3 separate regions of the Mus musculus genome follow, and all the other regions are linked to region 3. A link is a loop called in an ENCODE intact Hi-C map of the cell type or tissue named here. Cell type or tissue: heart. All regions are shown on one strand. Links, peaks and the distances in the headings refer to the core of each region. The heading gives the core; the rest is flanking DNA.

The links. Peaks named below come from ENCODE experiments on the same cell type or tissue, not always from the same donor. Only the 100,000 strongest peaks of a DNase experiment are listed, where the experiment ranks them.
Region 1: it touches region 3 in a loop (4-fold over the local background); 14 of 42 quality-filtered maps call a loop at or near these places.
Region 2: a loop joins it to region 3, with 2.7 times the contacts of the local background. A loop is called at or near these places in 12 of 42 quality-filtered maps.

The regions. Positions count from the first base shown.
Region 1 is chr13:119,785,735-119,795,793 of GRCm38, forward strand. It overlaps Zfp131 (zinc finger protein 131), which reads right to left and starts at 4,998. Exons shown (of 8, transcript NM_001302548.1): 1 at 4,771-4,998; 2 at 4,415-4,553; 3 at 3,126-3,227. The coding sequence starts at 4,538. It overlaps Gm46390, which reads left to right and starts at 4,537. Exons shown (of 2, transcript XM_017315657.1): 1 at 4,537-4,548; 2 at 4,639-5,955. The coding sequence starts at 4,537. The coding sequence ends at 5,808. In heart, for the core only: a CTCF peak has its summit at 5,367; DNase peaks (open chromatin) are centred at 4,377, 5,107 and 5,427; H3K4me3 peaks cover 3,092 bases; H3K27ac peaks cover 2,554 bases.
Region 2 is chr13:119,686,287-119,696,345 of GRCm38, forward strand. Hmgcs1 (3-hydroxy-3-methylglutaryl-Coenzyme A synthase 1) reads left to right here and starts at 4,065. Exons shown (of 10, transcript NM_001291439.1): 1 at 4,065-4,227. In heart, for the core only: no CTCF peak of the experiment used is centred there; a DNase peak (open chromatin) is centred at 3,935; H3K4me3 peaks cover 2,872 bases; H3K27ac peaks cover 3,424 bases.
Region 3 is chr13:119,635,923-119,645,981 of GRCm38, forward strand. Ccl28 (chemokine (C-C motif) ligand 28) reads left to right here. Exons shown (of 3, transcript NM_020279.3): 2 at 9,947-10,059. Among named protein-coding and RNA genes, the nearest start is that of Ccl28, 17 kb to the left of the region's middle. In heart, for the core only: a CTCF peak has its summit at 4,774 (motif pointing right); no DNase peak of the experiment used is centred there.

The DNA.
Region 1 (10,059 bases), core at 3,312-8,311, 150 kb after region 3:
TCATCAAGAAATCCCAAGTTACTGCTCACATTTTACAGATGGGGATTCTAGTTCCATCTGAAACAGAGAAAGCACTAGCACACCCGCCCTATCCTGTCCACTGATTATACACAAGGACTCTGAAAAGACCTGACTGGAAAGTGAAATCAAATAGCAAAGTCCTAAGGCTTTCTACTTTTCCTCCCAAATATCCTGGCTTAAACATAAGGGAAGGCCAAATCTCACAGCTCAGCAATAGGTATAAACAGGGGAAAAAAAATCTACCAGAGAAATTTCTAAAGAATCAAGCAAGGTAATAAAAGGTGTGGGTGGGGGTACTTGGTATTATTTTTCTCCTCTTAGCATCATTCAAAATAAGCTGCAATTCTAAGTTCCTGTACTGACAGCAGTACAACAATGTTCATGTGTTTGAGATCTTGTTGTAGCCTAGGACAGCCTCAAATTTCCCATCTTTTTGCCCATCTCCCTAGAGATGGGATTTTAACTGGGATTAGCACTTTGCCAGGATTATAAAGATTTTGAAACTAAATTCAAATTGGATGCATAGCTGAGAGGGTGTCTGAACCCAGATAGGTTGACTGCATGCTAAAACAAAAACAAAAGCAGTCTCTAAAGGATAAGAGCACCCACTCTTACACCAAATGTCCATGACATAATCCAAAACTACTTACAGTCTTAAAAAAAGAAGCTGTATCATTCAAGGTCTTTTACTAAACAGTAAAACTAAGACCCAAAATCAAGTGTTCTAATACATGCCCAGAACTTTACTTTTACCTTGGGATAAAACAGCAATTTCAGAATTAAAGGCTAAATGATAATTGATAACTTTTTTTATACCTGAACCCCACCAAATAACAAGAAAAAGTATTTTCCATTTTATTTTGCAATTTAGATATTTAGTATATGTGTACCACTCTCTATAATGGATGTATGTCAGAGGTGCTGAGAGACAAAAGAAAAAAAATCCTTTCTCCAGTGCTGCTTTCTGCTGCTTTCTCAATTAGCAACAAGAACTCTAGCCTGGGCCCTGGTTCCGAATGCCAGGTGTGGGGAGGCAGCGCAGTGTTCCCCGCGGTCCTGGTGTGCGGACTGGAGTTCAGACCCCCAGATCCTATGCAAACGCTGGGTAGATGAAGCAACCTGCCTGGAGTTAGAGCACTGGGAAGATAGTGGCAGGGCTAGCTCAACTAGCCAGTACTGGGAGCAACTGTGAGACCCTGCCTAAAGGAATAAGGTGGACAGCCATCAACGAAGACAATGATGTTGGCCTTTGGCCTGGACTGTGCACAGGCTCAGGAGTACCCACCATAGCCCCCCTCCCCCTCCCTTTCTTGATAACCTTCACCTAGTATAGTGAACTCCTTCCCGAAATGCACAAACCTTATTGTCCTCATCACAATACACCACCCACACTAATGGGCTCTAATATCTTTTTGATTCTTCTTTTAGACTGTTGCTACATTTTCAAGCACTTCAAGGAATGCTGTGTTCATAAAATTCTTCAGCTCTTGGATCTAGCACACTACATAACACAACAGCTAATCAATATGATGAATAGCTCTCACCTATTAAACTTTGGCAATACACCAAATATGCCAGGTGACAGGTTTTCTATGCACATTATTTCAACTAATCACTATAAGCCAATTAACCTGCTTTTAGATGAAAAGACAAATACACGACTGAGATGAAGTAACTTTTTAGCTACTTAACAAGCCTTAAGCTGATTGACTTATTTGGTAGCAAAAACAGTACTATCTAGGCAGCTAGAGTCTCACTAGCAATCCCTCTGTATGTCCAGGAAGCCTGTGCTGTCTATAATCAAAAAGTAATTTACCTGCTGATACACTAACTGAAATATATCAAAATGAAAGAGTTGTAACTCGCGTCTTCACTCCCCTAGGTTATCATTTTTTTCTCCAAGAGAAGTTTCTAAGCAACCCACCCAGAATAAAGAATATATACTCAGTAAAAAAGACACAAAAGGGGCTGGTGAGAATGCTCAATGGGTAAAAGCACCCACTGCTCTTCTGAAGGTCATGAGTTCAAATCCCAGCAACCATATGGTGGCTCACAACCACCCGTAACAAGATCTGACGCCCTCTTCTGGAGTGTCTGAAGACAGCCACAGTGTATTTACATATAATAAATAAATAAATCTTAAAAAAAAAAAAAACTATTTTAAAAAGACACAAAACATAGAAACCCTGAAAGAAGATTCTGTTTTACTTCTAACTGATTTTAGAATTTGATGGGGGGGCTGGTGAGATGGCTCAGTGGGTAAGAGCACCCGACTGCTCTTCCGAAGGTCCAGAGTTCAAATCCCAGCAACCACATGGTGGCTCATAACCATCCGTAACAAGATCTGGCGCCCTCTTCTGGAGTGTCTGAAGACAGCTACAGTGTACTTACATATAATAATAAATAAATCTTTAAAAAAAAAAAAAAAAAAGAATTTGATGGGACATGGGGGTTAGTACTGTAGTAGTAAAAGATAAAAGCATAATAGTACAAACTAAATGTCTGACTAGCTAGGAAACCTTAGTTTCATAAACTGTAGGAGCCTGATCCCCATATGCAAAGTACCTCCACTTTTCAAAAGATTAGCATGAGCCCCAGATAAGACACAAACTACACAGCACAATGCCCGGCACTTGGCCTGCCATTTGGGATTAAAAAAAAAAAATCATTTGCTTTCAAAGTAATACCTAAAAACTGATGGCCCCTTCTCTACTAATTTTTTTTATAAATTCATCTTCCCCAGTCCTCCCCAATTATAGCAGCCCATTTCATTTCATTTGTATATCACTACTTCTGATAGTACGGAGGTCTCTCCTGTAACTTAAAATATCTCTACCATCTCTAACATCCTTAAAGTCTAAGGTCACTAAAAAAAGATGGTAGTTTCCATTTATGCATGATTTGAAAATGACAGTGAACCCTGGTTTTAGCAATGGGCCAGACTTGTTAGAAACCAGCATCTATTACTTACTCCTGGAAGAATTCTCAAGTAATAAAAAGCAACGTGTCTAGTTGTCTACCAGTGACTATTGGTGTTTATTTCCCGGGAAGCCCTGCTAAACCAGCCAGTTATTTTGCTAAGTACTGTGGAAAATACTACTCACCTTCAATTTCAACCAAAGGCTCTTGAGTAAACTCCTGGAAGAATTTGTAGAAGAACTTACTGCAGGCAGCCAAAACAGCCTTGTGGGCCTTAAAATGGTGTCCTAAATAAGGGGGTGGGGTGGGGTGAAGAGATGGAGAGGGAAAAAAACACACTGGCATCAAAATCAAAGTTAAAATCCTTTCTTCACAAAATACATATCTTTACTTCAAAGTAAAAGCTAGTTTATACTAAGCAACAAATTTCTTCTAGCAGTTTCTGTTCCATTCAATTAAGTAGCAACCTACATTTAAACCCACTGAAACAGCTAAATATGGGCTGGAGAACTGGTTTGGTGGTTAAGAGCATCAGCTGTTCTCCCAGGGAAGCCGGGTTCAATTCCCAGCACCCACAAGGCAGCACACAACTGTCTGCAATTCCAGTTCCAAGGGACTTGACACACTCTTCTGACCTCCTCGAACACCTGTCATGGAAGTGGTGCACATATATACGTGTGCAGGCAAAACACTCGTACACAGAAAATAAAATGAAATAAAAGTTCTAAATATGACAGTGCAAAAGTTCACGTATCATTTAGAAAGGGGTGGGGGAGTACAAAGCCAGTGTGTTTGGTACAGGAAATTTTTCAATATGCCTAATATAGCTGTAGGCACAACACACCTACAAACTTTCATTATAAGGAACATCTTGTCTAGAAAGCCAATGTTCACTAAAAGGAACCCTAATCTGGATTTGCCTATACAAGCACGACTAGCAGATTCCCAATTTATTTTTTAGTCACTCACAGTGGGTATGAGTGTAGCCCCAATGAGTGTAGGTGGTTTCTCATCCACTTTCCTTTCCACACCATTTTGGAAAACTAGAATGAAAACTTCCCAAATGATTCTTGTGCTGGACTCCTCAAAGCAGCTTGCTAAGAACGGGCTTATTAACAAAAAACACTGAGACCGCCTCCTTGTTGCCTCCTTGTCTGACCAAACGTTTTGAGGTATCTTCTCTCTCTCCTCCGGGCACCTATCTAACGAGTGTGCAATTATAAAACTTGAGCATGCAGCAAGAAGTTAAAATGTGATGATGCATATCAGACTAGGAGATTAAAATCCAGACTAGCCAACCAGCTTTCTGCGGCATGGTCTACGTGAGCAGCACTGACAGGCGCCCTCCCGGGTCTGATGCAAACCCTCCACCGACTTTGGAAGAGAGCCCGGAGAGGGTGGGTACAAAAAGGCGGGCAGCGAGAGAGAACTGAAGCTCCCCATTTTTCCTCCTCTGCCCACTACCCCGACCCACCGTCGACAATCAGGGTGATGTCCGTAAACCGGTCCTGCTCCCGTTGTTCATTCAATCGGTCCAAGATCATTTTATGATGTTCAGGAAACTCCTGAAGGCATTCCATCGTCTCTTCAGCCTCCATGGCCGTCGGGGTGCTCTACAAAAGAGGAGCATGATAATGTACACCCATGAGCTCGGGCTGACACAAAACCCCTACAACAAGAAACCAAACCAAAACCCAGGTGCCGGGTGGAGGGGGAGAGAAGGGGGAGGGGGAGGCCGAGAGCAAGGCTGGGGAAGAAGAAAGGCGAGCCAGCCGAGCGGCCGCCGCGCGTCGCGGGCCGGAGCCGCGGCCGCGGAACTCCGAGCCTGACCTAATCGGAGCCTGGAGACGCGAGCTGGAGCGGGGTGGGCACAGTGCCGGGAGGCTCAGGGACGCCCGGGAGCGCAAGTCCGGCCGGGGAGGACCCCGAACAGCCTCGGCGGCCTCCCAACGGCCCGCCGAGCCTTCCGCCCGGCCCAGGCTGCGGCGGCCCCGGCCCCGGTCCGGCCCGCGGCCCACAACGACTCCCCGGGTCGCCTCTCCCTCCGGCGCCTCTCCCTCCTCTACCCCCCCCCCCCCCCCGCCCCGACCCGGCCGGCACTCACTCAGGGAAGGAGGAGCGGCCCGGGGCCTGCGCGTCACTTACGTCGACGTGCTGCGTCACCACGCCGGACGCGGACGCACCCGGAGCGCCAATCCCTGCGAAGCCTGGCCACGCCCCTGGGGCCCAGTAAGGAGGGGAGGGGGGAGGGAGCCCCCCCGGGGGGGATTCGGGGCTCCCCGCGCGGCGCTTCGAAGGCTTCCGTGGGCTCTGCTGCGGCTTCTCCCAGTAGAGCAAGGCAGTCTGAGCACCGGGAAGGCTGAGGCCCTGGCGACGCTGCGCTCCGGCAGCCAGCCCGCCCCCACCGGGCCCGTAGCTGCACTTCCGATCGCGAACTCCCGGTGGAATACCGGCTCGGCGGCCCGGGACGCTTATATCCCGCGGCCCCGCCCCGCCCCGCCCCCTTTCCGGAGCGGAGGTGGGCCCTTACCCTTACCTAGCTGGCGCCGGGGCCTCGTGCCTTTCTTTCCACGCTCTCTAGTCCCGTGGCGCAGCTGCTCGGGTACCCAGGCAGCTCCTCGCTCTCCATCTTCACCTCCGCGGCAGGGACGCTCGGACGATCAGCTAGGGGTCCCGCCGACGCACTTGCGCCCTGGGCTCGGCGGCCGCGGGGACGAGCAGGCTCCGGCGCCGGGGATCTCTATTTCTCTCTCTGTCCCCGATGTCTGCCCGGCGGTGGCAGCACGTGCCTGCAGACTCACCAACCCGGTCAGCCTGCAGAGATCCAGTTGTGATTCCTTCATCCCAGCTCTCCGCACCCGCCCCTAAAGTGGCTGGGGACTGCCACTCAGTTGCACGTGGCCGGCTCACTCATTCATCCCAAGAAAGGCTCGTCTGAGGGCAATGCTCTGATAGTTAATGGGTACTGATCGGTAATCTCAATGAGTTGGACAATAAAGACTAATGGAAAGTCCAGTCCTGTGCGAGAGTGGATGTATTCACTTCAAAAGTTTTTGAGGCAATGCCATTGTAATTGTTTTAATTGTAATTGTTTTAAGAAACGGGGGGGGGGGGGCGCGGAATTGGGCGAGAACACGCGCTTTCTACATTCAGACTTTAGTCTGAGCGGAGGTTCAGGTCTGAACAGCAGGTCGGTATTACGAACAAGGTAATCTGGAGAGTCCAACAAAGCGGTGTGAGTTGGAGCCAGACATAACACAGCACATGCAGCCTTGAAGGTCACAGTGTTCCTTTTGCTGGGACAGGCACGCGACAGCCTTAAGGGTCCAAGATATCCGATCTTTTTAACATTTTAGGAGTGGAATCCTTAAAGTCCAGCAGGAAGAGAATGGAGATAATCATTATGAGGGGGCAACTAAGTAGACACGATGATGTCAACGAAGTATTTAGCTATATGAACCTCTTTAGGGGAAAGCGCTAAAGCATTAAAGTGTGTGGATAATTTATGAAGAATCTTCGAGAGTGACGGATTAGCGCCTTGTAGATTGAACTGGTCTGCTGTATGTTTTTAGTATTAGGATTGTTGTTATTACACCCATTAAATTTTTTTTCTAAACTGGGCAGTGGTGGCACACGCCTTTAATCCCAGCATTTGGGAGGCAGAGACAGGCAGATTTTGAGTTCGAGGCCAGCCTGGTCTACCAAGTGAGTTCCAGGACAGCCAGGGCTATACAGAGAAACCCTGTCTCGGAAAAACAAAAAAAAAAAAAAAAAAAAAATTCTAGATTAATGTATATAATTGTTTTGTCTGCATGTACATATGTGCACCATGCGTGTGCCTCTTGCCAGAACTGGAGATACAGATGCTTATGAATTACCACATGGATTATGGAAATGGAAGAGCAGCAAGTTTCTCTTTAATCGCCAGCCCATCGCTCCAGCCCCTATTCACACTATTTCTTAGGACAAGAAATTACATATAAAAATAAGCTTTGGGGGAAACTCCAGGATGGAGGGCTGCTTCCCTGTATGTTTGAGTTGGTTAAGTGGAAGACATTTCTGTTTTAGAATTTGAGCTTCCCAACACAACACTTTCCATGACCCTGCTCCTAACATTTATTTATTTATTTATTTATTTATTTATTCATTCATTCATGTATTTAAAGGGTCTCACTATGTAGCCCTGACTGGCCTGGGATTTGATATGTAGACTAGGATGACCTCAAACTCACAAATCTACCTTCCTCAGCCTCCCTAGCACTGGCATCAAAGGCCTGCTCCTTTGTGTCTGGCCATAACATTCATTTTTGGATATTTGCCTAGTCGGAAGTTTGAAGCTTCTGTGCATAAAGCATCCAAGTGGAAGCAACAATGTTTATCCCTTGGAAAGTATCTGTTTATATACTTGAAAAAAAATGTTGAAAGGGCCAAGAAAGTGCAGCAAGAGGAAGGTGGGAAAACAGATAAGAAGGACATGAGAGAAGGGTGTTTCTAAAGCGGAAGGCTGGCTACTGGGGATGTCTCAATCGCCAGAAACCCACATAAATGCCAAGAGGATGTGGCGTCCCTCCTGTAATTCCAGACTTGCAAAGCAAAAATGGGATTCCCACAGTGGGCTGTTTAGCAAGACTAACCTTATCAGCAAGTTTTGGGCTTGATTAAGAGATGAATAAGGTGGAAGAGGGACGGAATGTGATTCCTCACATGAGCAGGGGTGCCCACACATGTGCAAAGAACAATACAGTGGGGCCAGGGCACACAAGAGCTGTTCATCTGTGCCAAAAGTACAGATACCAGCAAAGTCCAACTCAACACATGCACTCTCAGGTGTCTCAGTTAATTGACGCCCTTTTCAGGCAGCTCAGCTAGATTCTGCTTCTCTCCGGCATCTTTGCTTGCTTCCTCCGAGAGGGCCTCTCAGCTTTTATTATTTACGCTGTCAGGAAGGGGCCTAGTGAGGAAAGTGATCTTTTTCAGAGATGCTCTCTTGAGCTGTTTACCTTCCTGCTCGAGGTAGAGATGTTTCTTTCTTTTCTTTTTTCTTTTTCCTTCTCACTCAGACCTGGCTTGTTCCGGCCCAAAGATTGATTGATTGATTGATTGATATGTAAGTACATGTAGCTGTCTTCAGACACACCAGAAGAGGATGTCAGATCTCATTACAGATGGTTTTGAGCCACCATGTGGTTGCTGGGGTTTGAACTCAGGACCTCTGGAAGAGCAGTCAGTGCACTAAACCTTTGAGTCATCTCCCCAGCCCAGGATGAGATGTTTCAATCTTGGAGTGCAGAGGAATTTTAAGCCAGCAACATGGCTGCTTTGGCAGGAGATCTCATCCAAAGGCCTAGGTCTGTGTGGTCTGGCTGGAATGACACAGCGGCCATGTTGCTGGGTTAAAATTCCTCTACATTGGAGGGCTCTTTTATGAAACAGTTTATAGTGACCTTCCACTAGAAGACTAACTAACCTTTCCCGGTGTGCATATTAAACAGGCGTGGGCCTGGATTGCTTGGTAGATGGTGGCACTCAGTCAGAGTATGCACAGCCTATCTGACCCCAGCTTTTCAGTATAGACACGTATCTGTTCTCTGTTCATCCCCTTACGGCCTCAGGGATGAACTTGAACTGATCCTCCTGCCTCCACCTCCCAAATGGCTTTGAAAGGCATATATTATCATGACCAGTTTTATAAGGCACTGGCCATTGAACTCTGGGCCTCATGCACTGTAAACAAATGCTCTACCAACAAAGCTACATCTTACTCCATGGTTTAAAACATCTACCTGACTTGGTATTTTTGCTGTCTTCTGTACAACAGGAAGTTGTGGGGACATTCTAATTCCTGCACTCTCCTCCCCTTTGTGTCTTTCACGTGTGAATCTCAATATTGTAAATATTATTTTATTGTTTTGTATGTATCCATTCAGATCTAAAGTTGGCTCATAATTTACCCTTTTTGCTATTTTATTTTACTTTATTATTCAGCCTCACTCTGTATTTAAATTTTGTATTGCATTCCTTTTGTCTCCAAATTCTTTTTAGTACTTTGTTTAAGATGGTGACACACATCTTTAATTTCAACACTTGGGAGGCAGATAAAAACAGATTCTTGTGAGTTCGGGGCTAGCCTGATTTATATAGTGGGTTCCAGGCCAGCCAGCGATGCACAATGAGACACTGGCAAAAAAAAAAAAAAAAAAAAAAGGAGGAAGAAGAAGAAGAGGAAGAAGAAGAAGAAGAAGAAGAAGAAGAAGAAGAAGAAGAAGAAGAAGAAGAAGAAGAAGAAGAAGAAGAAGAAAAGAAGAAAGGAAAGTAAGAAAAGATTTAACAATGACAAAGTTTTACTTCTTTTTACTGGGAACTTTTTATGAAAAGTATCTATGATATTAATCTCAAACACATCTTTTAAACAATGCCTTTAGATGAGGCCTTCACATGGTTTGCTAGTAAAATCAAGAATACAAGATATTGTGCAGTGCTTTTAAAAAAAATAAATGTACTACTTTTTTATGTGCATTTATCTGTGTATGCTGTGTGTGTGTGTGTGTGTGTGTGTGTCCACAAAAGCCAGAAGAGGGCAGCTGGAGTTACACGTAGTTATAAGCCACCCAATGTAGGTGCAGGGCCCTGAACTTGGATTCTCTGGAAGAGCAGCAAACACTCTTTAACCACTGAGCCATCTCTCCAGCCCCTATTGAATTGCTTTTAAAAAGCGAAATGAATATTAAAACTTCCACTTCTAGAAAGTTGTTATGATTCTCCATCTCACGAAAAACAACTGAAAACCCTTCCTGTTCTATGAAATAGCAAACATAAGGAATCTGGCAGAAGCGGAGAAGAAGAAACTGATCTGGGAACCTCAGAACCTGACAGCGGTTTCCGGCTTACTTGTTTGCTTCTTGTATCCAGACTTTCGACCAATGAAGCTAGGAATGAACTAGTGAGCACAGCCAAAAAAAGCAAAACAAAACAAAACAAAAAACTAATAAAAACCTAACTTATCTGGCCAAAAGAACAGGAAAGGAGGATTGAAAACTTTCAGAGAAAAAAAAAATCTACTGCTCAGGCCAAGCATCCCAGAAATGATGCCTTGGCTCCATCTGTGCCTTCACGCCAACC
Region 2 (10,059 bases), core at 1,792-6,791, 50 kb after region 3:
CCAAGTGCTGGAATTAAAGGTGTGCACCACCACTGCCTGCAGAACATCTTTTTTTTTTTTTTTTTTTTTTGGTTTTTCGAGACAGGGTTTCTGTGTATAGCCCTGGCTGTCCTGTCACTTTGTAGACCAGGCTGGCCTCGAACTCAGAAATCTGCCTGCCTCTGCCTCCCCAGTGCTGGGATTAAAGGCGTGCGCTACCACGCCCGGCCCTGAACATCTTAATAGATAGAACATAGCTATTAACTGTTAACAAGTCATAACCAGGGTATTGGCCTTTATGCTTTGAAGAAAAATTCAAGTCTTAACTGAATAAAAGGTATTTCCAGAACTTTGTTCTTTGGACATGTGACTACCAAACAGTTGTAAATTTCCATTTTTACCCTTCAATTTTAAATTGTGACACAACCTGTAAATGTCTAGAACACCGTGAAGGACTTCTGTTGAACTACTCAAAAAATTTTTTTTGAGTTAGAAATTTTTTATGTTTTATTTATATTTATAAAGGAAGGAAAAGAAGAAAAAGGAAGAAAGAGAGAAAGAAAGAAAGAAAGAAAGAAAGAAAGAAAGAAAGAAAGAAAGAAAATCACAAAAAAATCCCCCTACAAGAAAAAAAATCCTCCAAAACAAAACCAAGCCAAACCTTGCCTTCACTCTATCTTTGATTCCAGTTCTGGCTATTGTTTAAAGAAAAGTAAGGGAGAGTCTAGATGTGTTATCAGATTCAGAGTATGTGGGGGACTGCAGAACTTTCATTGTTCATGTGTACATATACATGTCATGTCAAGATTATTCTGCATTATCTTAAAGCCACCCCTCAGACCTGGAATGCATTTGAGGAGGTGCTTCTGTGAGGCCTTGGACCTCAGGAGACCTGTTTGTAACCACATTCTGTTCTGCTGTCTATCTGTCCTGCTGTCTATCTGGGTCCCTGATGGAGTCCATAAAAAAAATCTGGTTGAATATCAGACTTGAGTAAGGGTCTGCATTTTTTTTCTTTAAATCATAGCCATATGGTAAATTTTCTATTTTGTTCCAGTTCTTATTTACTGATGAACATGTAATAGGTGTTTCTTGGAAAAGGCCAACTTTTATTAAAATATTTCTGGAAGAAAACTTAAAAAAACAAAAAATAAATAAAACAAAAGAACAAAAAAAAACAAAAATAAAACTTAGCCTTTTGCATAATAAATATATGCATATAGTGCCATCATTTGTATAACAGTTGGTATTTTCTTAGTCTAGTGTAAGATACTATAATATTTTATAAAATCTTGACTTTTTTAAAGATTTATTTATTTATTTTATATGAGTACACTGTAGCTGTCTTCAGATACACCAGAAAAGGGCATTTGATCCTGTTATAGATGGTTATGAGCCGTTACATATGGTTGCTGGGAATTGAACTCAGGACCTCTAGAAGAGCAGTCAGTGCTCTTAACCGTTGAGCCATATCTCCAGCCCAATATTTTATAAAATCTTTGAGTCTTTTTTTTGTTTTTGTTTTTGTTTTTTTTTTTGTTTGTTTGTTTGTTTTTTTTTGAGACAGGGTTTCTCTGTATAGCCCTGGCTGTCCTGGAACTCACTTTGTAGACCAGGCTGGCCTCAAACTCAGAAATCCGCCTGCCTCTGCCTCCCAAGTGCTGGGATTAAAGGCGTGCGCCACCACACCCAGCCCTTACTATTCTATTTTGTTGTTCATTGCTCAGCCTTGCTAAACTGAAAATTACTTAGATCAAAAGGGCACTGTGTGCCTGGTGGGAGATGTTTGTCCTCATGATGGCTAGTCTTTTCTCACTCTACACTTAGAATTATTCGAAATCCCTTTTCAAGAACAAAGCTCTTCTTTCTTGTGTTTATCCTTCCTGCCTTTCAAAACATTCCAATTAGCCAGGAAATTTAGCTCCCCGGCCCCACCCAAAATGCTGCTTACCACAACCAAGCAAGGCCTTTCTCTTTGTTTATCATCTAGTAGCTTTAAGCTGTTTTATTCTAGGATAAAATGGGTATCAAGAGCAATATGAGGGAATAATGGCAGTTGATTGAATGGCCCCTGCTCTCTGAGTAACTTAGGCCATTCCTTCACAGTGGTTCCATATCCAACATATTTTGATACTTTACTGTTGAGACTGTGTTATGGGATCATGTGAACCAATATTTTTCAAAAGAGTTGAAGATCTTGTAGTCTGGCTGATTAGAACTTTGTGTTTATGGGGGACTTGGAATGTTGATGACCCAGGGCCAAAAGGACCTTAAGATAATCCCTCCACACCTTATAGCTCCTCACCACCCTCCTCTGTATCTCTGACCTGCTCTCCTTTTGACTATCAGATGACAGCTTCCAAATGTAGTAACAAAGCAGGTAACTACTTTTCACCAACCCAAATGAAAAATGTCACCACATAGCACAGGAGGCCTCCAGCAGACTTTTTTCCTGAACACTGTAACTCCATACTTGACATTATCACCATGCATTTTGTAAATGCATTTACTGTTTTTGTTCTAAAGCTCTAACAGTTCACACAGCTTCTTTTGTAGTGGAACACATCTTTCGGGGAAACACATACTCATGTTTCCAGCCATGGTTACCCATATTTAGCTCAGATAAGACCAAACAAATACAATGACACCTCTCATTCCCTTTGGGGCAAGGCCTGTTTTGCTTAGCAAGTTAGCATCTGTAGTGTACAATAAACTTCACACAGCAGTAGTGCTAAGAAACAATGAATTATCAATAGCCCTTATCCACAGTTCTTGGAGGGGTAATGGAATTAACATAAGAAGAATTGTGCCTGACAAATATACCTTAGTGGGTGCTCACAGCCATCCACTGGACTGAGCATAGGGTCCCCAATGAAGGAACCAGAAAAAGGACCCAAGGAGTTGAAGGGGTTTGCAGCCTCATAGGAGGAACAACTATATGAACTAACCAGTACCCCCAGAGCTCCCAGGGACTAAGCCACCAACCAAAGAGCACACATGGTGGGACTCATGGCTCCAGCTGCATATGCAGCAGAGGATGGCCTAGTCGGACATCAGTGGGAGAAGAGGCCCTTTGTCCTATGGAAGCTCTATGCTCCAGTGTGGGAATGCCAGGGCCAGGAAGCAGGAGTGGATGGGTTTGTGAGCAGGGGGAGAGGGGAGGTGATAGTGGGAGGGTGTTTTTCGGAGGGGAAACCAGGAAAGGGGATAACATTTGAAATGTAAATAAAGAAAATATCCAATAAAAGTTTTTTTTAAAAAAATGTATTTAATGATTAAAAAAAGGACGAAGAGTTAGTAATACAGTTCTGAACCTCAGTCATTCAACCTCAACAAAGCTAAGCAGTACAGTTTCTGTTTGGACCAAGTGCCAAAATAATAAATTAAAAAAAACAAACAAACAAAAAACGAAAACCAAAACAACAACAAACACTGATTTGTATAAACCTTCCTTCTCAGACAAGCCCTGCATCATTCTTATTCACTCCTATATCCTAAAATATCGTTTTTTAGGTTTACTTATTGTCTCAGTCGCAGTTTCTATAAAAGCCAAGGTAGTTTAAATTGGACACTTAAGAATACTTACAAATTTAGAAATTCTGGGTGAAGCATTATGCTAAAACTTGTGATGCAGATGCAATTTGCTGCTCTGGAAACTTAGAAAAGAGTCACGACTGAATTCAAATCAAGTATTTCAAATATTTTACAGGTGAAGCCGAGCTGTGGTTGCTAGGCAACCTGACAGCCTCCCAAGCGGGGGACCAACTCACCTCCCACCCTTGACCATCTCTCCCCAGGAGTGGGACGCCGAGTCGCCATTGGTCTCTATCTCCTCTCACTGACCTTCAATTGGTCGGAGAACCTCTCACTCCGCTCCCGTTGGCTCTCGCCGTCTCTCGCCGTCCCGCCATTGGCAGGCTTGTTCTCGGGCCACCCTACGTCACCGTCTCACCCCACTTCCCAGGTCCTCGGACTTTGTTCCCACCCCTTACCCCGCCCTTCCGGCAGCGAGGGAAAACCCTAGCGAGTCCCCGCCTCTCATTGGCTGAAAGCGGATCGGGGGGCGGGCGCTCCCGAGCGACTCTGAGTCCCGGGATTGGCAGAGGTAGCCGCTGTCCCGCCCTCTGTCCCCTCCCGGCGCTGCCCGAGTCGGGTGGGTCGGTGGCTATAAAGCTGCGGAGGGCGGGAGGCACAGTCTGCGGTCTCCTTGCTTTGCTCGTTCTTCTTCCAGGGTCTGATCCCCTTTGGGTGAGTGTCCCGCGCGGGGCCGGCCAGCCAAAGGCCGAGGCCGCGGGCGGCGTGTGCGGGGAGGAGGCGGTGTCCTTGACCAGGCCGGAAGGCTCTGCGCTCTGGTCTGGGCTAAGGCGTGAGCCGGGTCCCGGAGGATGGGGCGCTGGGAGCGAGCTTGTGTGGGAGCTTGAGGGCTTGGGGACTCCGGAGGGGACCCGGACTCCACTGTGCGCCGGCGGGACGCGCAGAGAAGGCAGAGGGCGTTGAGGGCTCCGTGTTCTGATGACATAGTCAGAAGCCGGAGTCGCCTTAGAGGTGCCTGTGACCACCGAAGTGGAGGCGTCGGCAGGGGATCAGAAGGGAGCTGGGGTGTCAGAGCGACCCTCGGGTTAATGGTGGACCCCAAAGGGATGGGGAAGCTCAGGCTCAGAGGGAGGGTTGTAGGTTGGCAGGGGGTGTGTCCTGCCTCCACTTACAGCATTGATGAGGGAAAGTGGGCAGTGTTACTTCTCCCCAATTCGGGTGCAAGAAATCACAATTGTGATTTAGACCTAGCCAAGGATTGATGGCCTGGACCCCTTTGGTACGTGGCTTGCTGAAAAGCAAAGATTAGTGAGCTCGGCACCTCCCCCCTTTCTCTCCCCTCCCTCTCACTTTTCCCCTCCCCCTCCCTTTCTGCTAAGATGTTCTCGTCTACTACTGTTAATAACAGCCAGCCTTAAGTGTTATAAAGATGTGATGGCCCAACCGGCACACAGACTTTGGTTTAAGTCATGGAAGTTTCAAAGCAAGGTGTATGGAAGTCTTTGGAAACATGACCTTCTTTGACCAGTGGTAGGGAAAGAATTGCTTGGCAACATTCTGGAGGAGGGAATTGGGGAGTAGGTGGCAGGAGGTTGTCCTTCTTGCCAAGCTTGCCCCTGTGGCCTTGGCCTCAGGCCATCTCTGCCTGTTTTCTCTACCCACCTCTACTGCAACCTCCCTCCTGCTGGTGCGATGGCTGCTAACCTTTGCTGTATTTTAGGGTTGAATCTTGAGAAGCAAGGGCATGCCAAACATTAACAAACCAGACTACTCATAGTTACAGATTTTTTTTTTTCCTTCCATGCTGTGGTTTAAATTTTTATTGTGCAGATTCCATCAGACTGGAGACAAGGCTGAAAGTCCTCCACAGATATCTGCAAGTGACTCTCTGCAGGTTGAGCCTTCTCAACAGTGCATGTTCTTTGGTCAGACTTTTAAAGTTTCAGTTAGTTTTGCATGGAGATGGAGAGTAAGCATAGCCTGTCTCGTGAAAAGAAAGAGAGGCTGTCTTTTTGTGGATGTAGCTCTCCTAAATTAGCAAAGTTTCCCTTTAGTGTAATGTTCTCTCGGGTTTCTCTGACACTGGGGAAGAGGGAGTATAAAGATGATGTTTGAAGTCATCTGGGCCTTGCTTTTAATGTTTGTTTTTTGTTTTTCACAAATATCCCTCCTGATTGCTTATTCATATCATTAACAGATGGACTTATTTCTGAGTTTTGTTTTGTTTTTAACTGAGATTTTAGAGACATTGTTTTTAGAAGAAATAGAAAATCCCAAGACACGGATGGAACATAGGTGTCTGGAATGATTTAATGCCTGGCTGGACTTCTAATTATCTAGGAGAACTGAATTTGTGGTTGAAGGAGATAATGAACTGTGTTTAAGAATCTCTTTATACAATTTTTTTTTTTTTTTTTTTTTTGGTTTATCGAGACAGGGTTTCTCTGTATAGCCCTGGCTGTCCTGGAACTCACTCTGTAGACCAGGCTGGCCTCGAACTCAGAAATCCTCCTGCCTCTGCCTCCCAAGTGCTGGGATTAAATGTGTGCACCACCACTGCCCATCTGTTTATACATTTTTGTATTTATGTAAGCAAAGAAGTCGAAAGTGACAATTGCTTCATTTAGAATAAAGCCTAGCCTTGGTACTTGATGGCTGGTCTGACAGAGCCATATAGCAGACAGCTGTGTCACTTTTAGATTAAAAAGGTTGAGAAACGTGTTACCAAATGAATGGCTACATAATAGCTCGGGAGTCTTAATCTGCTCATCCTAATGCTTGGCACTTGTTGATGTTTGCTTAATGTCTGTCAACGGAGCAATAAAGAGAAACCAACCTTTTAAAGTTCACCCCTTGTTGGGTTTATGGTTACTTGTGGGTTCCTGTGAGAATTAGTGGAAGACTGGCAGATGCTCTGATTCCATTTGGGCTCCTAACAATGTTCAGATTAGGATCTGAGCATGATTCAGACCTACCCTTTGCTTTGAACCATAGTGGTAGGAAGCCAATTTCTTTAAACTCCTAGGCACTGTTTGGCCTTATACTTTCTCTTATCTCAAAAGTGATAGCAAAACTTACTAATAAATAGGCATTTGAATCTAAAAAGAAGTCCTTGGATTATTCTAATTCCAAATTCACCCAACCTTTAAGTATTCTTTAAAAAAAAAGATATATTTATTATTATATGTAAGTACACTGTAGCTGTCTTCAAGACACTCCAGAAGAAGATGTCAGATCTCATTACGGATAATTGTGAGCCACCAAGTGGTTGCTGGGATTTGAACTCAGGACCTTCAGAAGAGCAGTCAGTGCTCTTAACCACTGAGCCATCTCCCCAGCCCACCTTTAAGTATTCTATACTCTTAAGTCTCTACCACTGCTCAGAAGGATAGTTCAAAAAAATCAGATAGCTGGATGTGGTGCATACCTTTAATCTTAGTACTCAAGAGATTCAAGAGAACTTGAATCTTTGCAAGTTCAAGGCCAGCCTAGTCCACACAGTGAATTCCAGGGCAGCCAGACCTACGCAGGGACCGTGTCTCAAGAAACAAAAGGAATCAAAATATGTTGTCCAATGCAGATAGAAAAACTGTTCATAACTAATATTTCAATGGCGTAGGCTGTGGTGACTTAAGTGTGAATGACGGTTTGAATAGGAATACAGGTCCTTGATTAGAAAACTGGTTTATCTAGGGAAGTTTTGTAGAAAAGATGACTGAGAAGAGAGCTGTATACGTGTATAGCTGAGGTTAAAGACTTTATAACAATGTTTGCTTATGTGCTCCTAAAGGAAGATGAACGCTCTAAATATCCTGGTTTCTCTTCAATAATGCAGTAGATCAGCCAGTAACTGCTTACAATAATCAAGTACCAGGTGTGCTAGATTAGCTTATCTGTGTTTTTGTTTGAATCAAGGCTGGGAAGTGAGCTAAAAGGAGAAGACCCGTTGAGTCAATTTCGGCAAAGAAAGTAGTATCAATTCTAGATGGTCTCATTAGTCTGGGCCAAATTCAGAATGCCTGTATTGTGATTTGCAGGTCTCCAAGCCTTTGTTGTGGTATGTGTGGCTGTTTACAATTCTCTGATAGGGTTTTCTCCAAAGTGCCATTTACTGCCTCTCTTCTCTCTTCCAGATCATATGGATGTCCTGTATGTTGCCTGTAATTAGCCCTACAGCCCTCTCAAGTTCTTTCTTGTGTTAGTGTGTTCAGGTTCTCTTTGCGAGTCTTTTTTTCTCTAGTTTAATCAAAATAGAAAGAGGACTGAGGGTGTGGCCGGTGTTTGACTAGCTTAAAGGAGGCCTGAGATTTGATCCCAGCACTGCAAAAATAAGTAGAAAAGGGGTATAGTGACATTTCAGAGGAAATGCCTTTGATACGAACTACAGTCTGGCTTCAAGGCCTTAGTAAGTTACTCTATCTCAACCCAGGGAAGGAATGTTACTTTTTACCCTACTGAGACATGGTCTTGATTTGGCCTGCTTAATTTACAGAGACCGTAGCATAATTTGAGACAAAAAATAAACAGTAAGCTATTTTTTTTTTTTTGTTTGTTTTGTTTTTCGAGACAGGGTTTCTCTGTATAGCCCTGGCTGTCCTGGAACTCACTTTGTAGACCAGGTTGTCCTTGAACTCAGAAATCCGCCTGCCTCTGCCTCCTGAGTGCTGGGACTAAAGGCGTGCGCCACCACGCCCGGCCCCACATGTTTTATCTTCTCAGAGTAAGCGGGGGAAGAGAAGGGGGTTGGGTATTTCCTTTATTTTACAGGTGATTGGAAGTTGAGATTCCAAGAGACACAACTTACTGCTAAAACTCCCTAGTGTAGAGCAAACTCTGGAAGCTGTAGGTCCCTTGATTCTAGAGCTTACTTCTGTTTCTTCATCCTTGAATCTTGGTGACCCATGTTTATAGAGAAGACTATCCCTCTCCCAGATCCTTGTCCGTTCGCAGTCTGAATGGTGAGGTGATGTTGGTTCCTCAGCAGAGCCAAACCTGCCACCATAAGACTACCCAAAGGCAAGCAGTCCATGAACTTTAAGTACTGCATTTGTTGAATTGGGTTTTTTTTTGTTTTGTTTTGTTTAATATAGTATAGATAAGGAAGTCCCGGTTGTAACTCTTTGAATTGAAGCCATTGATTTGCATAGTGCCTTATGACTTTAAAAGAAGTTCTCATTTGAAACTTCTAGTGGCTGAAGGAGGAACCGGTGACCGACCTGGAGACCACAGTTCTCTGTCCTTCACACAGGTACGGCACCCGTTGTGCTTCGTAAGGAATGTGTTTCCTCTAAGGGGTGCGATTTTGATCCTAGCTAGTAACAGTTTGTATGTGCCATGTGGGCTTTTCTTTTCCCTCTCCCTCTCCTTTCTTCACTGTGTCACCCTGGCTGGAAGGGTGTGCCTGCTTCTCCCTCCCAAATGCTGGGAGTTAAGGCATGTACCATCACGCTTGGAGCCATATTTTCCTAAAACTATATTACCTTTAAAAATTAGTTAATGCTATTAATGTGTCTGGAGACTTTCTAATTTTATATTTAAAAGTTAGTGTTTACTTATATAACATGAAAAGTATAGATAATAAAATGTAGCCATATAACTTAATCTGAAATAATCACAGGGTGGCTTGCTTATTTACTTATTTATTTATTTGCTGTTAGTCTGATGCAGGATGTTGTTTGATAACTCTGATTCAGTTCTTCTGCCTCAGCCTTCCAAATGCTGAGATTTTAGTAGTTTGATGGCACACTCTGCATCAATAATGCTTTTTAAGTTATAGTTTCAAAAGACACTTATCTGGCTCTGAGTGAGTCCATGGGCACATGAGGATAGACCGGAGCTGCAGGGTTTAGATCAGCACCCTAATTATATGCAGTATCTTAGTACAGTTTCTCATAAGAAACAGATGCTGACCCTAAACAGCAAAGGAAAAGCTTGAAAAGCTGCAGTAGCTAAAACCTGCCAGGCAAAGTTTAGTTTAGGACGGAGCCCAGGATGGAGTGCGGAGCTCTGCTAGGAGATTGCCCAAGGCACCAAAGCTTGTCAGACTCAGCCATTGAAGAAATAGTAACAAGATTTCTTGCCTGACTTTGTTAGGACTTGTACCGAGGGGTGTGGTCTCTGTAGGGAGTGGAGGAGGACCTCCTGAGGGTGCTGGCTGGCTGGAAGACTTGGGGAGTTCACCAGAGCTTTGTGGAGAGGCATGTACCTTTAATAACGTTGAGGCTGAAAGGAGAAACCTTTGTATTTTATTATGAATACAGAATCTTCACTATGCTACTTTTTTTTAATAATTGCAAGTCAATAATGTGAAAAATAATCTACCTTATTACTTATATGTTATATGTTTTTAACTGTTAGATTTCAAAATTCTATTTAAAAAGGTATGGTTTCTGAATAGTTAATTAAACAGAGTATCTCATTCTCTGACTAGATAAGGAGCCAACACACTATTGTAAAAAAACGTAATCCCAATCCATGGTTTCTACCCCGCCTTTGGCCATTTAGTTTCTGGATAAAAGACACATACGACCTTTAATTTATAACAAG
Region 3 (10,059 bases), core at 2,126-7,125:
AGAACCCATATTGCCTTAGAGACTCCAAGAGGTTAGAGATGCCAAAGCCATGGGATATCTGCTGAGGAAAGTTTCTAACAGGGAATGAAACCAGCCCGAGAAAAAGAAATGTGTTACACTGGATATAGCAGAAAGGAGTCAGAGATTTGAAGAGATGCACAATTTAGAGTTTGCACAGCTGGTTTTTCAAAATTTTAGGCCAACCTGGCCTAGAAAGTAAGGCCCTGACCCACTAAAAGAAAAGAATGCACACATCAGCATCATGTTATTACAGTGTTCTAAATGTAAAGACACAAATTTGCTCACTATGTCTACAAAAAAAAAATTCTCTTAGGAAAAGGAAAATGGTTTCTTAGCTCTTTGTAAATTAATTACAGACAAAAATTAATTTATTGACAACTGAGAAAATAGGTAGCCATATTTTTAAAAAAGAATACTGACTTATAATACACATATAACAAATGCTGGCTGTAAAGAAAGTAGTTTTGATCATGACAGTTTCTTCAAAGTAATACACAAATAGTGTACCGGGTAGTTTTGTGTCAACTTGACACAGCTGGAGTTATCACAGAGAAAGGAGCTTCAGTTGAGGAAATGCCTCCATGAGATCCAACTGTAAGGCATTTTCTTAATTAGTGATCAAGGGGGAAAGGCCCCTTGTGGGTGGGACCATCTCTGGGCTGGTAGGCTTGGGTTCTATAAGAGAGCAGGCTGAGCAAGCCAGGGGAGGCAAGCCAGTAAGGAACATCCCTCCATGGCCTCTGCATCAGCTCCTGCTTCCTGACCTGCTTGAGTTCCAGTCCTGACTCCTTTGGTGATGACAGCAATGTGGAAGTGTAAGCCGAATAAACCCTTCCCTCCCCAAGTGCTTCTTGGTCATGATGTTTGTGCAGGAATAGAAACCCTGACTAAGACAAATAGCAAACAATAAAGAAAAACTTATAAAGCTATTGTGGGGAAAAATATTTTAAACTACTGACAAAAGATCAGTATCTGTCCTGGTTTGCTTTCTCTGTTATTGAGAGATCACTCTGACCAAAAGCAGGCTGGGAGAGGAAAGCGTTTACATGGCTTACAGTTTCAGGTTTCAGTCCATCATTGAGGGAAATCAAAGCAGGAACTCAAGGAAGAGCTGAAGCAAAAACCGGAGGATCCCTACTTACTGGCTCACTTACTGGATTCTGCTCAGCTAGCTCTTACATTCCCCAGAACAGCCTGCCTAGGGGCTGTGCCACCCACAGTGGCCTGGGCCCTCCTACATCAGGTAGCAGTCAAGAAAATGTCCCACAGTCATGCCAACAGGCCAATCTGATCAAGGTTATTATTCAGTTGAAGTTCAAGTTCCAATAAAAACTAACCAAGACAGTATTCAAAATAATTCAAGTTCCTATAAATAAATTCTGGGTTTTTTAATTTAAAGCCTTGTTAAATTAGTACTTGGTAATTCAAAAGACAAATCTGAATGCTTAGAATTTATCTATAAGGAAATATAAATTAAGTCACATTTTAAAATTGCCAAGAAATGAATCCGGGTATTTATTGTTTCTGCTAAGACTTTACCACTGAGTTACACCCCAATCTCAGCAAAGTTTCAAGGCAACATTACAAAATGTTGAAGATGTCAAAGGTATAGCTCTCATCCAGTCCACATGTAAGTAGCGTAAGTAAACATAATCAATACAAAGTTATTTGCATGGTCAAGTATAGGCAAGCATTCACAAATCCTACAACCGAACAATTCAACACATTTGTTCTGTGGTCCTCCAAGTGTATTCTGGAGCAATAGCATTAGCCTCCCCAGGAAAGCTGTTGGGGCTGCACATGCTCAGGTCTCACCTACTTAACAGTAGCCTCCGGCTTAAGATAATTCCAGATCATTCTGGTGCAGGTTACAGTCTGAGAACTAGTGGCCTAGGGAAATTCTGATGCAGCCCCAGGCAAACATACAGAAGAGCAAGCCAAGCACGGCCCACAGGTCTTTCTACGGTCCTGGGTGGTCTGGATCCAAATCCCAGTGCCATAATTTCCTGGTCCTTTGATTCAGGGAATAAATACTATGTAACTTTTCTGCACATCAGTTACACATTTGCTCCGTGAGAATGAGGACAGTTGCTTCTGCTCACAGTTTCTGTGAAGATTAATTAAGGCGGCCTCCAGTGCACAGCAGATAGTCAGTGCTGCTTTGTTCTCACTGGTGTTCACTGCAGCCTTGCTTGCAATAATGAAGTTCTAGAAGCCACTGCTTCCAAACAAGAAATGGAAAGTGGACAGGGAAATGGATTATAATTGATACAAGTTGGTTGTGGCTATATGAATGTGTGTGTTGTGTTGTGTTTATCCTTCTCCACTTCTTTACATATGATGGCACCAAAGTAGGATAAGCCTAAAGCTTCAACCATTCACTACGCGAGGTACTCTGCCTTTGGGGTAGCCTGCTGCTACTCTTCCCTAACACTTACCCCAGACTTCTCCATCCACAGAGTTGCCTACCGTTCTTCTTCAGTGTAATAACCCTTGAGTATCTTTTGCTTTAGAGGTGCTCCATATATTTGATTTCTGTTCCACACAAGATACTCTGTTTAGCTAGTAAATGAGTCACTTATTGTCCATTGGTTGTTAACTTATTCTCCAGAACTGACCAAAGTGTTTGCTTCTCGTGTCAGCAGGAAGGTCTCAGAGATCACTTTTAAAAGAACATCCTGACCTGGATCTGGTATGCCTTGTCCTTCCCAAAGCAAACCGGCACCTGCAGGATCCACTGTGGGTGAAGCCGGAGCAGATCGGCTGGAGCAGGATGGTAGTTCACAGCCTTTGGCTAGTTCACACATTAGTGTGTTTCAGACTACACAGTATACTACTTTACAAGCCCACTCCGCCAGACTTCTCTCAGATTTACATTTTCATCTATTTACCTTCAGAGGAATCCTAACTCCATCAGAAAGATCTGTGTTTGTGTAATCTATGATTGGAAATGGTTGTCCCATGACATTTGGCCTCATACAATGGTGGTCGTTATATAATGGTGGTCAGTATAGTCGTTAGGGGAAGATATACCCTCCCTGATCTATCTATCATCAGCTCTCCCTACAAAGTAAGTAACAGTGTCATCTAAGTAAAAACAATGTAACTGCAGAATAATTGACATGTAATTCTTTTATTAGCATGGATTAATTGTACAAAAGCGTGGATTTTATTACATTTTCATGCATGCATATATGGTGCGTCCATTGATCCAAGCCCTCTATCCGAATTTTTACTTTCTCCTTGCCTCCCACCCACATTTCTAGCAGATCCCCTTTACCATCTTTTTAAATCTTATCACACTTATCTCTTTATATGGGAGGATGAGTGGGTGCACACTTGCCACGGACACGAATGTGGAGGTTGGAAACAACTTTCAGGAGGTCGTTCTCTCTGACCACCGTGATGACCAGGCTCAGGTCATCAGGCTGCCAGCCACTTCACACTCTGAGCAATCCTGGCAAGCCCCTTTTATGTTCATGCCATTTTCCTCCTAATCCACTCAGCCGCTGACGTGCGCTGTATTAGTTAGCTTTGGTTGCTGTGGTCAGGAGCAACTTATAGAAGAGAGGAACTGTTATGGAAAGGAAACCATGAAGGCAAAGCAGGAAGCTGAGAGATCATATCCTAAACTGTATACAGGAAACACACACACACAGAGGGACAGAGAGAGAGAGACAGAGAGAGACAGACAGACAGACAAAGACAAAGGCAGAAAGAGAGAGAGGGAGAGATCTCTTCTCAAAGCCCTCTCTCAGTGATGCCTCCTGTACAGTAAGGCTTTGCCTCCTTAAAGTTCTACAACTCCCACAAAACAGCTCCACCCACTGGGTACCAAGTGTCCAAATCCCCGAGCCTGTAGGAGACATTTCCATTCATCACAAGGTAGGGTGTAGGCAGATCCCATAACCTGGGTGTTGCAAATAGCTCCACAACATATATGGGTGTGTTGCGTATTTCTGTGGTGTGCTGACTTCAGTCCCTTTGGGCATATACCCAGGAATGGTATAGCTGGATCACATGGTGGTGGTTCCGATTTTTAACCTGCATACCTATTTTTACAGTGGTTGTACTAACTTGGAATCTCAACAACAGTGTATCGGGCCCCCTTTCCTTTATATCTTTATTTTTTATTTTTATTTTTGGCTTCGATTTGGTTATGGTCTTTGTTTTTGATGATTCTCACTCTGACTGCTGTAAGACATAATATCATTGTACCTTTAAATTATATTTCCCCAGTAGCTAAAGATGCAGACAATTGTTTCATTTATAAACTAGTCTGGAAAGTGTCTATTGAGTTCATTTGCCCATTTGTTAATGGGGTTATTTATTTTTTTGAAGTGTTTGGTTTCTTTCCTTTCTGTATACATTCTGGATATTCTATGAATTGCTAGCAAAGAGTTGTTCAGAATATGAGGCCTGTCTATCCATTATTTTTCTTTGCTGTGAAGAGGCTTATTTAATTTGATGCAATCTAATGTCTCAATCCTTGCTATTACTCCTTGAGCGGCTGGAGCAATACTCAGGAACTCATTGCCTGTACCTGTGTCTTGACGTTTTCCCTCTATATTTTCCACTAGAAATTTCAAACATGATTCTCTTCTTCAGCCTACTTGATACCTCGAAATCTCTCTTATGTCAAAGTCTGGAGTCGTGACTGAAATCAAAGCAAGCAGTGGAGTGGTTTTTTTTTTTTTTTTTCCCCTTTCTGAAAATGCTGGCAGGACTTTGCATATGAGAACCTCTAGGGGGCAGTGTCATCCAATAGAATCTTGACACTGCCCTCATCCACTCTAAACCATTCATTTTCACCACCCAACTTCCTATGTGCCTCTTCAGTTATTTCTGGTCTTTTGTATTTTGGACCATATCAAGACATCACTGGTCATAACTGCCAACATATACTAAAAGCTTAGCTGCTTATCGCCTTTTAATTAATCTCACAGATCAAGTCGTCTCCAAATGAACTAACACATTTTTATATGCGTAGTGCATTTCAGTTTTATGAACCAGATATAGGTCCCTGAGGCCTACCTGACTTAAGATTGTTTCTTGAGTTGGTACCAGCACTTGAGTAACTCATATTCCTTAATTTCTGTGACTCCTCATTCCCATGCTTCTAAAGGGCACGTGTCATGATGGAGAGTTGCTTGGAACTGATAACAGCGTTCTGAAGCTGGCAGCCTTCATGGCTCCCCACCCCCACCCCACCCCACCCCCGGGAGTTCTGTATAGCCGTATAATCAAATAGGCTTTTTTTTTTTTTAAACTGTTCCTGTGATCAATACTTGAGAAACTCAACTTAAAAGAAAAAGTTGGTCATTTTGTTTAACGGTTCCTGAGGTTTCAGTCTGTAGTCCTTGGCTCTGTTGACTCAGGGCCTGTGACAAGGCATGACTGCAGTGGGACCACATGGCAGAGGCCACTCACGCTGTGGCACACGGGAAGCAGAGAGGACAGGATGCTCTCAGTAACTCACTTCCTCCCACTAGGTCCCCTCTCCTAAAATCTCCATCACCTCTCAAAATAATGCCATCGTCTGGGGACCAACCGTTCAAAACATGAATTTGTAAGGGATACTCCAGTCAATCCATAGCACATATAGTGAGACAGATAAGTGTGCTGATGGATACAAGGTCAAACTCTATTGTAATTTGGGATAGCAAGAGTATGACTGGGAGAATTAGTAGTTAGAAGAACAAGTGATTTTAGAAAATCAGTGTATTAATAAACAACTACAATTAGTGTCTACACACCAGAACTCATCACTTTAAAGTGGGACTCAGGGATTTTTGATATAATCACATTTGTGAATCTTTCATTGCTCTAATTATAGCATTAGATATAATTAACGGAAGGATATCCTGTTCCTGTTAGCAACCATTCCCATTTCCTCCTCCCAGCCTCTAGTGACCGTGAATCTACTTTTCATTTCATAGCTTAGCCTGCTCTGGGCATTCCACACAAAGTGGGTTCTGCAATGTATGCATGGTTTCTACTTTTGTGGATGGTTTCTTTCAGCTATGATTCCATAGCATTTTGAACACATCTCACTGAGCACTTACCTTGTTTTTTACTAGGGATGGAAACCAGCTGTCTTAGTGAGCATTTCTATTCCTGCACAAACATCATGACCAAGAAACAAGTTGGGGAGGAAAGGGTTTATTAGGCTTACACTTCCACATTGCTGTTCATCACCAAGGAAGTCAGGACTGGAGCTCAAGCAGGTCAGGAAGCAGGAGCTGATGCAGAGGCCATGGAGGGTGTTCCTTACTGGCTTGCTTCCCCTGGCTTGCTCAGCCTGCTTTCTTATAGAACCAAGACTACTAGCCCTGGGATGGCACCACCCACAAGAGGCCTTTCCCCCTTGATCACTAATTGAGAAAATGCCTTCCAGTTGTATCTCATGGAGGCATTTCCTCAACTGAAGCTCCTTTCTTTGAGATAACTCCAGCTGTGTCAAGTTGACACAAAACTACCCAGTACACCAGCATTTTCTAATACTAGGCAAGCTTTCTACCAATAAGCTATGTCCCCTGCCCAATACTCACTTAGTAGGTTACAGTAACTTGACCATCTGCCAGCCCCCTGTTGGACTACTGGGCAGATATTTCAAATTGAAAGTCTGTCATATGGTGGCCACTAGAAAAATATTTTCCAAACAAATTGCAAGATCCTGGTGTATGATGGTCTACTCTGGGAAATGATCATTTTCCTCCTTTGAGAAGTGGATCTGAGAAGAACAACAAATGCTTTGTATCACGTGTATAGTTAAAGATTTTATTTATTTAATTATTTTACATATATGATGAGTACACTGTAGCTGTCTTCAGACATACCAGAAGAGGGCATCAGATATCATTACAGATGGTTGTGAGCCACCATGTGGGTTGCTGGGAATTGAACTCAGGACCTCTGGAAGAGCACTCAGTGTTCTTAACTGCTGAGCCATCTCTCCAGCCCTTCACGTGTATAGTTAAAGTTTAAACACAGTTATTAACTAGAATGCATAGTTTACACGTTTTTGAAGACTTTTTGTAAATGGACTTACGTAGATATATAATTAAGATATTTGGGGACACTTTGTATAACCTATGTTCCTTGGAATATAAAAAATACATTAAATTGAAACTCTTATCCCTCCATTTTTGCATATGTTTATTATATTGTAACTATTTCATTGTGACACACATATTTGACTACATGCACTCCCACCACCTTTCGAGACTGCTGCTCTTCATCCTCATCCAATCATGTCCTTTCCTCCTATTGTGAGTTTCTTTAGGTTTCTTTTTGTTTTGTTTTTTGTTTTTTGTTTTTTGTTTGTTTTTTTTTTTTTTTTTTTTTTTTTTTTTTTTTTTTGGTTTTTTGAGACAGGGTTTCTCTGTATAGCCCTGGCTGTCCTGGAACTCACTCTGTAGACCAGGCTGGCCTCGAACTCAGAAATCCACTTGCCTCTGCCTCCCAAATGCTGGGATTAAAGGTATGCGCCACCACGGCTAGCCAGGGTTCTTTATAGAACAATGAGTACCTTACTAGTGGCTGCCCCACTGGAAAAGGTGTCTTTCCTTCCCCCAGCAACCATTAACTGACTATGGGTCATCTGGGAGAGATGAGACCTTGTGGGCCTCTCCACTCTTTTTTTCTTTATTTACATTTCAAATGCTATCCCCTAAAGCTCCCTATACCCTCCCCCTGCCCTGCTCCCCTACCCACCCAGGGCCTCTCCACTCTTAAGACAGGATGCAAATGGACTTGCTTGAAGGCCTTGTGCTTTTTTACATTGTAGGCTTTAGTATCTGTGATTTTATCGGTACCAAACACATCCTTTACTACACTCGGATGAGGTCCTACTGTTGATTGAGCATTTATTGGTGGGCATTTGCGGTAAGTTCTTTGAAGTCTTTCTCTTTTAATTTAGCTGCTTCTTGAGACAAGTGTGCTGGGGTTTTTTGTTTGTTTTTTGTTTTGTTTTGTTTTTGCAGTGATGTTTGGTGATATTCTACAAGGTTTGTTGTATTATTTTATCTCGAGATATTTTCTAGTTCCATTATAATTTCTTTCTTAGCTGAAAGGTTGTTCAGGTATGTGCTGTTAAATCTCGTATTCCGGATGCTTTCTTGTTTGATCCCTGGAACCATCATGGGGGAAGGAGGGAACCATCCCCCAGAAACATAATTAATTACCTGAGACAGTGGGATTGTATCCTAAGACTTTAGTTCCAAATTGCTTTTACTACAGACTCTTGAGTATAGGGGTATATGATTTCACTTATTTTTGCATCTCCCATTGACTAAATTTATGGTCTAATTGGTAAAAAAAAAATTTTCATTTAATGATTGAATGAGCATTGAGTAAGAAGTGTATTAGTGGTATCAGGTTTCAATGCTTAGAAATTAGTCACACATTTTACATTGCATAGGAAGTTGCTTTTCTCCCCCAAAGCTTCAGGTAGGCTTAGTACCTTCATGTGGGTTAGACATGGACATTCAGATCTTCCCTTCTCCCAAAGGCAGCTACATCTACTGCTTTGATAGACTGCTATAGAGAGGTCTGCATGTTCCAGCTAACTGTTGAAGCTCACGTCTGTCTCGTTTTGGGGCTGCCACCCGCACCCCTGTCCATTGCGATTTCTAACACTGTTTTATAGTGATATCCAGTTGGTGAGATGGGTAATGTGTGTGTGGCAGGTAATAAATTTACAGTGATTTTAGTATAAGAAATACATTTTCATATTTGTGCTGTGTCAAATGGCTCCTATCTTGACAGTATGAGCTTATTTATTGACAGTATAAGCTTATTTATTTATTAAGTCACCTCCCACCAATTAATATGTCTTCATTTGGCTACAAGACAGATTTTCTCAATCTTTATCAAATTGTGATCTCCTTTTCTCAAAAGCTCAGTCTCCTTAGATGGCCATTTGAGGATTTAGTGATGATGGGTCAGCATTTCCTGAATCACATTTGCCAACACTGACCTTGCTTAGCTACTCCACTTGGAATAGGCACCCCAAGCTGTGTCATGTGCTTCGGTCTTGCCCCGACCTGCAGGGATAATCAGCAGGGACCTAGGGCAGGGGAGAGAGAGTGGGAGGGACAAGAAACACGAAGAATGAGAGCAAGACAATTCGACTGATCAAGCTGTGAAAAACTATCCAGGAGTGGTAATTTAAGCATAAGCAAGAGGAGGCTTCAAGGGAGGGGGGGAAGAGGCCGGGGGCTCTTCAAAGGTCAGGTGGCAATCTTCAGCTCCTGGAACCAACGGTTACAGTGTCCTCATTATCCACAAACATTCTTACTGTTATGACCACAAATGTTCTCTCAGGATTGTTTATGTAAGCTAGAAATTTTCCACAAGGAAAACGGCCTCAGCCATGGCTCCCAGCATGGTCTCAGAATTTTTAAAATTTGTTTTGGTGTTTTAAACAGAATCTCACTATGTAGCCCAGGCTGACCTGGTTTCCAAATGCTGGGATTACGGGTGTGAGCCACCACGCTTCTTGTTTTGATGGTGCTGGAGACCAAATCAGGGAGCTCATATGTGCTGGGCAAGCCACGTCCTTCTAACAGAAAATATCAAGCCTCCATCCAAGGCCCATGAGGCCTCTCTTTTTCAAAATGAACTGCACTGGACACCACTGGCCCCAGCCTTTCCATCCTCCGTATGCAGCCCTGTCAACATCACTGGTGCGGCCTTTTCTGTCTCTCACCTCTTTTGTCATTTTGCCCAGATTCTCGTTTTTCTCTCTCAAAATGCAGCTTAAATTCTAGAAGGTGGAGACACGTCCTGTCCTTGTCTACTCTCACAAAAGCCTGAGAAGTACTTGTCTGAGTACATTTACCATCTGTTTCCCCGGAACCTGGAAGATGAGGACAGGCTGGTACTCTGCGGACGGTAATGCAAGCTCTCCCCTTTCTTGTAGCCATACTTCCCATGGCCTCCAGCTGTTGCACTGAGGTGTCTCATCATGTTTCCGGAAGACTTCTGGAAAGAGTGAGTTCATGCAGCATCCAGAGAGCTGACGGGGACTGCGAC